2 separate regions of the Homo sapiens genome follow, and region 1 is linked to region 2. The links are chromatin contacts, found by Hi-C or POLR2A ChIA-PET in ENCODE. All regions are on one chromosome and are shown on one strand. Each heading gives the region's core, a stretch centred on a gene start or an enhancer-like site at or near the end of the contact. The rest is flanking DNA. Distances are from core to core; before and after follow the strand shown. Region 1 overlaps SNTB2 (syntrophin beta 2). Region 2 overlaps SNTB2 (syntrophin beta 2).

Region 1 (4,852 bases), core at 212-2,711, 77 kb after region 2:
AGTCAAAGTTTCGTATTAAAGGTGAGGAATTCAAACATGCTCATACATGCAAATTAAACTCACCATTAATTAAATGGGTGGGTCTTATAGAGCTTCCTAGACTGATTGTCTGCCTTCCTTCCTCCTTCCCTTTCCTTTTTCTTCCCCTTCCCTCCCTTCCCTTCCCTTTCCTTTTCCTTTCTTTTCTCCCCTCCCTTCCTCTCTCTCTCCTTCCTTCCTTCTCTCTTTTTTTTTCTGACGAACTCTCACTCTGTTGTCCAGTCTAGAGTGTGCAGTGGCAGGATCATAGCTCACTGTAACCTCAAACTCCTGGGCTCAAGCCATCCTCCCACCTCAGCTTCTCGAGTAGCTAGGACTATAGGCATAAGCCACTATGCCAGGTTAATTTTTTATGGAGGTGAGGTCTTGCTGTGTTGCCCAGTCTGGTCTCAAACTCCTGGGCTCAAACAATTCTCATGCCTCTCAGTCTCCCAAATTTCTGGGATTATAAGTATGAGCCACCATACCAATTCATGTTGTTTCTTAATAAGTTTAATTAATGTAACAACAGGGATTCTTTACTCCTTGTTCAGGAAGTACTGGTGGATTAGAATAAAAAAAGACAGATGAAAGGTTTAGTTTTTCCATGTGGCCATGTTGGCAAGGTAGAATTGGTTGAAGTCACAGCACAATAGAATTAAGTGGGGCTTAATGATCCTCTACCAACCAGAGGCGGGTAAAGGGTAACCCTGAGAGAGACAAGAAGATGAAACCAGACCAGAAGGTATCCTGCAGAGGGAGGCAAGGCCAGAAAGTGTTTTTAATGTAGGGGAAAGGGAGTGTTTGAGATTTAAGTGAGTAATGAGAAGGGGCTGAATGTTTAATTTCCCTAATTCTATTGTTAATACTTTGGACCATGTTCTTATGAGTGGATGAGACAGAATAAAAAAGGATTGCATAAACACATAGGTAAGGAAAAGAAATTAAGGACCTTTATTATGTTAAAAAAAGTAGATAACTCCTGAAAAATTAAGAGTTGATTGTAGTTCAAAATCAAATAACATGCTTAGAGTAATGTAAATTAACCATGAGCTGCCATTTATATTGGATTGCACATTTACAGATTCTTCAAAACCAAAGCTCTGTACGTGTGTGGGTTTTAATAGCTGATAGTTCAGGCCAATGAGGAATAAGTAAAGCATGAAAGTGATAAATGAAGAGGATTTTTATTTTACACATTTCTTGAGATTAAAGCCAGATACATGACACAGGTAGAAAGACACTGGTTTTATAGGTGCTCTGGATTTTTCAGGATATGGATTTTGTTGTCTTTTCCTATAAGCCTTCTTTGGAAGAGAAAAAAGATCTCAAAAAAAAAAAAAAGTGTGGTGACTTTAGAATGTGGAATATTGAGTAGTGCTGTGCTTATGGGACTTGTGGGGCAAAAGCTGCCAAAATGCCTTTGCATGAACTCATCTGGCCTCTCCACAAAAGGGGGGCCTTTTAGCAGTGTTCCCAACCAACCGCTGCTCAGCGAGAGTCCAGCATCTGGTTTGAATTAGATTCCCTTTGCCAAATATTTCATAATCAAATCTGTAGGAAAAAATTCTCTTAGACTTTACGTTTTTTAATGTCTGTTTTGGGATTAGCATTCAAACTGAATATGATAGAATATCTATTGCTTTCACCAACACTTTGTCTTACTTGGATCCTCTGTGGAGTAATTTTGAAACTTACTTAACTCTTTCTGAGGTAGCTAATGTTTAATTGGCATGTTGGTTTTTTGGGAATCAGCTCAGTAAAGCAGTTCTCAAAGTATACTTCATGGACCTCTGCGGATCCCCTTTTCAGGGGCCTTGTGAGTTCAAAGCTATTTTCATAGTAATATTAAATGTAATTTGCTTTTTTTCATATTGTTGATATTTACACTGAGGATGTGTAAAATTGCTGGCACCTTAGCATGAATCAAGGCAGTTGGCACGAAACTGTTTTGGGAGTCATTGTATCCGTCCCCACGTGGACTTGCAGAGGGAAAAAAAAATGCCAGTTTAACTTCCAAATGTCTCTGCTGAAATAGTAAAAAATATTAATTTTATTTAATCTTGACCCTTGAGTATTCATCTTTGTAACATTCTGTGTGATGAAATGGGAAGTACTCATGGAGCACTTCTGCTGCATACTGAAGAATGACTGTTGTCTCAAGGAAAAGCACATGTGTGATTGAATTCTCAGCTGAACTCCATACATGCTTTTTCATGTAAACATCATTTTTTATTTGAAAGAATGACTGATTGACAAACACGTTTAGTGAGACTTGGGTATTTGTCACATCACCAAAATGAGTCTGTAACTTGAGGAAAACACTGATAGTATTTGTTGCCAATGATAAAATTGTAGCTTTCAAGCAAAAATTAGAATGCTGGAAAACTCATATCTGCTACTGTGAGCTTGACAGCTTCTCAGTACTTGCTTTTCTGGGGAGATTAGTGGTAATACCAAATGAGATTTTTTTATCTTTTATAATGAACCATTTTTAACATGGAAAATCTGTGTAACTCAGTGAACAAATATTTTTCCAAATGAATGATATATGGTGTTGCAAAATTATGCATGCATAAAAAAGATCCATTGAAATTTCAAGGGAAACCAGTTGATTTTTAATGTAAACATGATACAGAAACTATTGATAAGGTTTCATATTCCACATTGCAATTAATCTTTACCAAACCACTTGTTGAGTTTTGGTTCTGTGGACAGAAGGCTATCCACGTAATGTGAATGGGCTATTAAAATACTCTTCCCTTTTCCAACTACATATTTATGTGAGGCTGTAACTGCATATTACAATAGAATGCTGAAGCAGATGTCAAAATTCAGCTATTTTTAAGCTAGACATTAAAGAGATTTTATTTATTTCTCTTTGATGTACATTCCTCACCAAATTTTTAAAAATCCTGTATAGAAAACATTGTGAGGTGAGTGAATCCTTATAAATGAGGTAATATTTTGTTCTGTTACACTGATCTACTTAATACTTCTTTAAAATAGGGAAAATATAAAAAGTGAGGCCAGGAGTGGTGGCTCATGCCTGTAATCCCTGCACTTTGGGAGGCCAAGGCATGTGGATCGCTTGAGCCCAGGAGTTCAAGATCAGCCTAGGCAACATAATGAGACCTTATCTCTACACAAAATACAAAAATGAGCCAGGCACGGCGGCACGCGCCTATTGTCCCAACTACTTGGGAGGCTGAGGTGGGAGGATCACTTGAGCTCAGGAGTTCAAGATCAGCCTGGGCAACATAATGAGACCACATCTCTACACAAAATATAAAAATGAGCTGGGCGTGGTGGCGCATGCCTATAGTCCTAGCTACTCAGAAGCTGAGATGGGAGGATTGTTTGAGCTGGGTAGGTGGAGGTTGCAGTGAGCCAACACTGTGCTACTATACTCCAGTCTGGGGGACAGAGTGAGACCCTGTCTCAAAATGAAAATTAAAAAAAAAGAAAATATAAAAAGTGAATAGATTAAACTGTAAAGCAAAATACTGAATAGTTTCATGACCTTAAGGAAAATTACTTTTCTTATGGTTTTCCTATATGTATACTTCACTTTTTTTTGTAGGGTTTTTTTTTTTTTTTTGAGACGGAGTCTTGCTCTGTCACCCAGGCTGGAGGGCAGTGGTGCAATCTCTGCTCACCGCAACCTCCACCTCCTGGGTTCAAGCGATTCTCCTGCCTCAGCCTCCCGAGTAGCTGGAATTACAGGTGTGCACCACCATGCCCGGCTAATTTTTGTATTTTTAGTAGAGATGGGGCTTCGCCATGTTGGCCAGGCTGGTCTCAAACTCCTGACCTCAGGTGATCTGCCCGCCTTGGCCTCCCAACGTGCTGGGATTACAGGCATGAGCCACCACACCCAGCCAATATTGCAGTCTTATGTATTCCCTAAGAAGCCTTACCATCTTTTTGGGGGAGGGGGTGATTTCAATCTGGGCACTAAGGACACTTCTTGCTGTTGGGTTGGTTATTGTTTATTGATGGACAGAGGTGGGAAGAGTGTGTGTGTGTGTGTGTGTGTGTGTGTGTGTGTGTGTGTGTGTTAATAAACTCATAACGTGTGCTCGCTTCGGCAGCACATATACTAAAAAAACTCATAACATGGATGACAGAGCCTTAGCAGATAAATTTTTATTTTAAAAAACTCACAAAATTTACCATCTAATTATTTTTAAGTGTACAGTAGATTAGTGTTTACTATATGCACATTGTGTGTAGCAGATCTCTAGAACTTTATCTTGCAAAACAAACTTTATATCTATTGAACAACAATTCTCCATTTCCATCTCTCCCTCAATCCCTGATAACCACATTCTACCTTCTGTTGTTATGAGTATGATTACCTTGGATACCTCATGTAAGTAGGCTTCATGTAGTATTTGTCTTTTTGTGACTGGCTAAGTGTGGTAGATTATGACAGTATTTCCTTTTTTAGGCTGAATAATATGTTCCATTGTATATTTATACCAAATTGTCTTTATCCTTTCTTTTGTCAGTGGACATTTAAGTTGCTTCCATCTCTTGGCTGTTGTGGTTAATGCTGTAGTGAACATAGGTGGGCAAATATGTTCAAGATCTTGTTTTGAGATCTTTTGGATATATACCAAGAAGTGGGTCCTTTGCCCTTTTTTTTTTTTTTTTTTTTTTTTTTTTGAGACGGAATCTCACTCTGTCGCCCAGGCTGGAGTGCAGTGGCACGATATGGGCTCACTGCACACTCCGCCTCCCGGGTTCACGCCATTCTCTTGCCTCAGCCTCCCGAGCAGCTGGGACTACAGGCTCCTGCCACCATGCCCGGCTAATTTTTTGTATTTTT
Region 2 (5,395 bases), core at 456-2,955:
TTGTTAGCTCTGTTTTCATTGCAGTAAGGGATGGCAACATTTTAGAAAACCACTAGTAGTGTAGATAATTTTTTTGAGTACTATGGATTCTGTATTGTCTCTTCAAAGATTATTAATTACATTCTAGGATAAAAATACATATTTTTTACAATGAACACAAAGTAATTGAAAAAATTAAACTGGCTCTGGGCAAATACAAATTCTGCTAAAAACAGCAATGAAAGACTAAAGTGAATTCTGGAAACCATTCTTCACCAGAGATGTTTTGATATTGATCTCTGTTGTCCTTTACAATGTAACAGAGTTGATTTTTTTTTTTTTTTTTTTTGGGGGGTAGGGGAACAGAGCCTCGCTCTGTCGCCTAGGCTGGAGTGCAGTGGCAATCTCAGCTCACTGCAACCTCCACCTCGCGGGTTCAAGCGATTCTCCTGCCTCAGCCTCCTGAGTAGCTGGGACTACAGTCCTACACCACCACGCCCAGCTAGTTTTTTGTACTTTTGGTAAGACAGGGTTTCGCCATGTCGCCCAGGCTGGTCTTGAACTCTTGAGCTCAGGCAATCCACCAGCCTCGGCCTCCCAAAGTGCTGGGATTACAGATGTGAGTCCTCATGCCTGGCCTATTTTTCACATGTGTATTTTTGACAAGAGAAATGTCTTCATTGCACGTTCTGCCTCTGCTTCTCTTTAAGGAGTTTGTGTGTGGTTGGTAGGAAGATGTAGTCCATTCTTATTCCTCTACCACTTACATGTTTCCTCCCATTATTCTCTTTATTTCTCATATCCTCTCCTACTTCTTCTGTGCTTGGGTCTGAAAAGAAATCTTTGAGATTGTTAAGACATCTCCAAACATCTGGATGTAGTTACAAAAATTACCTGATTTTTCTTGGGAAAAAATACAGCAAAACATTTCGGATGGCTGTTAACTTTGTGTGACCTTGGCAAAAAATAATTTCAGCATTATAAGCAGTATGTTTCTTACCTATTAAAAATAAGATCCCTTCCAGCTCATATTTTACAATTCTAAATATGAAATAGAGAATGAAGAGTTAATATGAACTGACTGTACGCAAATGCATGGATTGTCAGAGATTTAGAATATAATAATGTTTTTTTTTTTTTTTTTTTGAGACAGTTTCACTCTTGTTGCTCGGGCTGGAGTGCAATGGCACGATCTCGGCTCACTGCAACCTCTGCCTCCCAGGCTCAAGTGATTCTCCTGCCTCAGCCTCCCGAGTAGCTGGGATTACAGGCGCACGCCACCATGTCCAGCTAATTTTGTATTTTTAGTAGAGATGGGTTTCTCCGTGTTGGTTAGGTAGGTCTTGAACTCCTGACTTCAGGTGATTCACCCGCCTTAGCCTGCCAAAGTGCTGGGATTACAGGCGTGAGCCACCACGCCTGGCCTATAATAATGATTTTTAACACTAAAAATATTTTAGCTATAATTGAATCTTAGTTTGATGATTCAGATGGAACCTCAAGATTTACAATACCTTATTGTGAGCTTCATTTGTTGTGCTAAAGATGTGAAGTGCCAGATAAAATATTTTATGTTGTAGATTTGCAGATAAATCGGCTTTTGCTCTTCCACCTTTCATTTTAACTAGCAGCTAATCGCCTTCAAATCTACACAGGCAGCATTAATTAAAGCGATGTTGGCCTGGCGCAGTGGCTCACGCCTGTAGTCCCAGCTAGTTGGGAGGTTGAGGTGGGAGGATCACTTGAGCCTGGGAGGTGGACGCTTTGGTGAGCCATGATTGCACCACTGCACTCCAGGTCTGGACAACAGAGTGAAACACTGCCTCAAAAAAAAAAAAAAAAGGCGATCTTTTTCTCTTAAGCGCAGATGAATCACTTAGCAAAGAGAGAAATATTGAGCAATCTAGATTGCAGTTAATTTTGTCACTGATTATTGTGTACCTTGAGGTGTCTTCATTTGTTCTTTAGTGAATGGGCAAGACTCTCATAATGAAGATTTGCAATCTTAATGAAAATTGAAAAAAAAGGCCAAAGTTTAAGACTTAGATGCCAAATAATTCCTTCCACTTTTTAGTGTGAAAAATCAGGAGAAAGGGGGACTTTTAAAAAATGTTTTATTTTAGATCCATGCTATTACTGGGAAGACAGAGACTTTTTTTTTTTGAGACAGAATCTCCCTCTGTCGCCCAGGCTGGAGTGCAGTGGCACGATCTCAGCTCACCGCAACCTCCATCTCCCGGGTTCAAGCGATTCTCCTGCCGCAGCCTCTTGAGTAGCTAGGACTACAGATGCGTGCCACCACACCCAGCTAATTTTTTGTATTTTTAGTAGAGATGGGGTTTCACCGTGTTAGCCAGGATGGTCTCAATCTCCTGACCTCGTGATCCGCCTGCCTCGGCCTCCCAAAGGAGGGGGACATTTTTAACATAAATATACTTATTTGTGTTGGCCATTGTTGTCAAGCACATTTGCTTACAGTGAGTTTAGGAATTTAGATATTAGGCGTATTTTGACAAAATGGGGAATCAATTTCTTTTACAGAAATGTAATACCTATTTCTTAGCATCAGCACGCTAGTATGAAATTATTTTTCTGTCAGGCATTCTACTCCTCCAGACTGTACCATCCTTCCACTAGAAGGGTGGAATACACATCAGATTACAGGTATGAATGCTTTTGGAATATGCTTTATTTTTCAGGCCCATGGGTTGAAATACAAGAAAAACAACACATTCGTGATACATCAAATTTAGGATATAACTGCTAGAGCAGGAGGAAGATAAATGGCGTCAAGGAGAGGTTCATGGGGGTTTTTTGTTAGTGAAACTGAGAATGTTAACAGTGATAAAATTGAGTACATGAGTTTTCATTATATTGTACTATGTTTTGTTTCGTTTATTTATTTTATTTTTGTTTTGTTTTTAAATAGAGATGGGGGTCTTGCTACAATGTCCAGGCTGGTCTTGAACTCCTAAGCTCAAGTCATCCTCCAGCCTTGGCTTCCCAAATTTCTGGGATTACAGGTGTGAGCCACCGAGTCTGGCCCTGTGATCCATCTTGAAGTAATGTTTGTATATTGACTCTATTTTTGTTTGCTTTTACTTTACCCTCACCTGACTGATAAAGTTGAGAGATCCTCATTATTTTCTTCTTGTGGGGTAATGGCAGAAGACTGCTCTGTAACTTTTACCAAACACTTTACCGAGTTGCTGCAGCCAATTCGTTTATATGTCACTGAAAACTCAGACAAATCGAGTCATTTCTCTGCTTTTTAAAATAATTACTCCTCATCACACTTTCAGGGCCTCCAGGGGCCTGGTTTGAAAGCAGAACATTCAGGAAAGCCATAGGAAAACAGCATCCTGGCTTAAAAGTTACCACCTGAAATAATAAATATTACATGTGAACAGATGCTTATTTAATGGATTTTGATGGCTTCTTTACCTTTTATTTAAGCACCTTGTATATTGCTAGCATTGAAATAGTATTAATGTCACTGAACTAGAAGGACTCCTCATTAACACCAATAAATGGGAGAGAATGCACTAAGCCAAAAAGTTGCCATCTTATAACTTGTAAAACTCTCTTAAATGTAGATCTGTATTTAAAGCAGCAGGCCAACTTATTTATGTGATGTTGATGTGGTGCTGAATAGGAAAAAACATAGCAAAATGGAAAGGATTAGGGAGGCGGGGACATAAAATCCTTTAATACTGCTTAGTAAGGTATTTTATCCATTTGAAGAAATCTAAAATTCTTTATGAAAGAGATGTGTGTTTAAAATTGAGGGTGGGTAACGTTGCTAAATCATTGGGTGTTAGCCAGGTTTGGATACAGTGTACAGCTGAAAGGAATGTTAATTTTGTTAGATTATTGTCAACAATACTTCTCAGAAAACAAAACAAAAAGCCCAGAGCAAACCAAAAAACCAAAAATGTTTGAGAAATTATTCTCAGATTGTCAGAAAAAAGAGTTTGAATAGTTATTTTAGATTTCGTATTTGGAGGGTAATAATTTTGAGTTTGGTTAAAACATGAGAATTCAATAGTATTATTATTATTTTTTTTGAGTGCCTCTAAAATTGTTAATTGTCCTCTTCTTCTGTGCTTCATACCTGGATGGAAAATTGCTTCAGGATATCAGTCTGCATGTCTGGAGAAACGAATGCTGCTTAGTTTAGGAGCAGACCAGTGAAGCAACACAAGCTGATAGGGCCCTGACTCATTCTCCTTGTTTACACCTGATGTTTAGCTCATCTGCACCTATAATTTCAGCCATTACCTGAGTGTCTGTGATGTTTAGCTGTACCTTTTTGTCCCCAGCCTTTCAGTTATCCCTTCACATTTAACCGTGACTGAGGCAAACTTCTTTGCAGTCACTTACTGTTTAATGAAGGGGCTAGAGTTTCTGGCCCTGTCTCCTCTGTTCTCTGACTTGGAGGCTTTCTCATTGTTCATGTGCTTCCTAACTTTCATCTTAAGGCTTATAAAGAAAACAAGGAGTAACTCCTCACATGTCCCTAGTTAGTAGGCATTACTTTGAACAAACATACATTCTTAGTTTATAATGGAAAATAGTATGGTAGTTACTATTCATACTAAATGTAGGCTGTGAACTTTATGAACTGTTAGAATTTTTTTTTTTCTTTTTTGAGATAGGGTTTCACTCTGTTACCCAGGCTGGAATGCAGTGGCATGATCATATCTTACTGCAGCCTCCATCTCCCAGGCTCAGGTGATCCTCCCACCTCAGCCTCCTGAGTAGCTGGGATTACAGACACACACTACCACATTCAGTAATTTTTTTTTTATTTTTTATTTTTTTGAGACGACGTCTCGCTCTGTCTCCCAGGCTGGAGTGCAGTGGCATGATCTTGGTTCACTGCAACCTCTGCCTCCCGGGTTCAAGCAATTCTCGTGCTTCAGCCTCCCAGGTAGCTGAGACTACAGGCATGTGCCACCACGCCTGGCTAATTTTTGTATTTTTAGTAGAGATGGGGTTTCGCCATGTTGGCCAGGCTGGTCTCGACCTCCTGGCCTCAAGTGATCTGCCCGCCTCAGCCTCCCAAAGTATTGGGATTATAGGCGTGACCCAGCACGCCTGGCCACATCTGATAAATTTTGTATTTTTTGTAGATACAGGGTTTTGCCATGTTTCCCAGGCTCATCTTGAACTCCTGGCCTTAACTGATCCTCCTACCTTAGCCTCCCAAAGTTCTAGGATTAAAGGTGTGAGCCACTGTGCACAGCCTGTTTTCTTTTTTTTTGAGACAGAGTCTCGCTCTTGTTGCCCAGGCTAGAGCTCAGGGGCGCGATCTCAGCTCACTGCAACCTCCATCTCCCGGATTCAAGCAATTCTCCTGCCTCAGCCTCCTAGTAGCTGGGATTACAGGCGCCCACCACCACGCCTGGCTAAT

Evidence for each region. Hi-C counts contacts between places; a loop is a spot of excess contacts on that map. ChIA-PET counts read pairs that join two places held with the same protein, here RNA polymerase II (POLR2A). Pooled maps may share reads with other maps.
Region 1: a map of HCT116 shows a loop between it and region 2 (2.2-fold over the local background). The contact joins two enhancer-like sites. A Hi-C loop is called at or near these places in 6 of 168 maps with a recorded cell type or tissue (CD4-positive, alpha-beta memory T cell, HCT116, breast epithelium and 3 more), 1 of 37 single-sample maps with no recorded cell type and 4 of 50 pooled maps. POLR2A ChIA-PET finds 5 or more read pairs at or near these places in 6 of 52 experiments (A549, AG04450, IMR-90 and 3 more).

The regions. Positions count from the first base shown.
Region 1 is chr16:69,274,855-69,279,706 of GRCh38, forward strand. All of the region lies in intron 4 of SNTB2 (syntrophin beta 2), which reads left to right. Among named protein-coding and RNA genes, the nearest start is that of VPS4A, 34 kb to the right of the region's middle. Within about 2 kb of position 1,462, at least 7 of the 41 ENCODE cell types and tissues checked have a DNase peak (open chromatin) inside an H3K27ac peak, as active enhancers do.
Region 2 is chr16:69,197,791-69,203,185 of GRCh38, forward strand. All of the region lies in intron 1 of SNTB2 (syntrophin beta 2), which reads left to right. Among named protein-coding and RNA genes, the nearest start is that of SNTB2, 13 kb to the left of the region's middle. Within about 2 kb of position 1,706, at least 4 of the 41 ENCODE cell types and tissues checked have a DNase peak (open chromatin) inside an H3K27ac peak, as active enhancers do.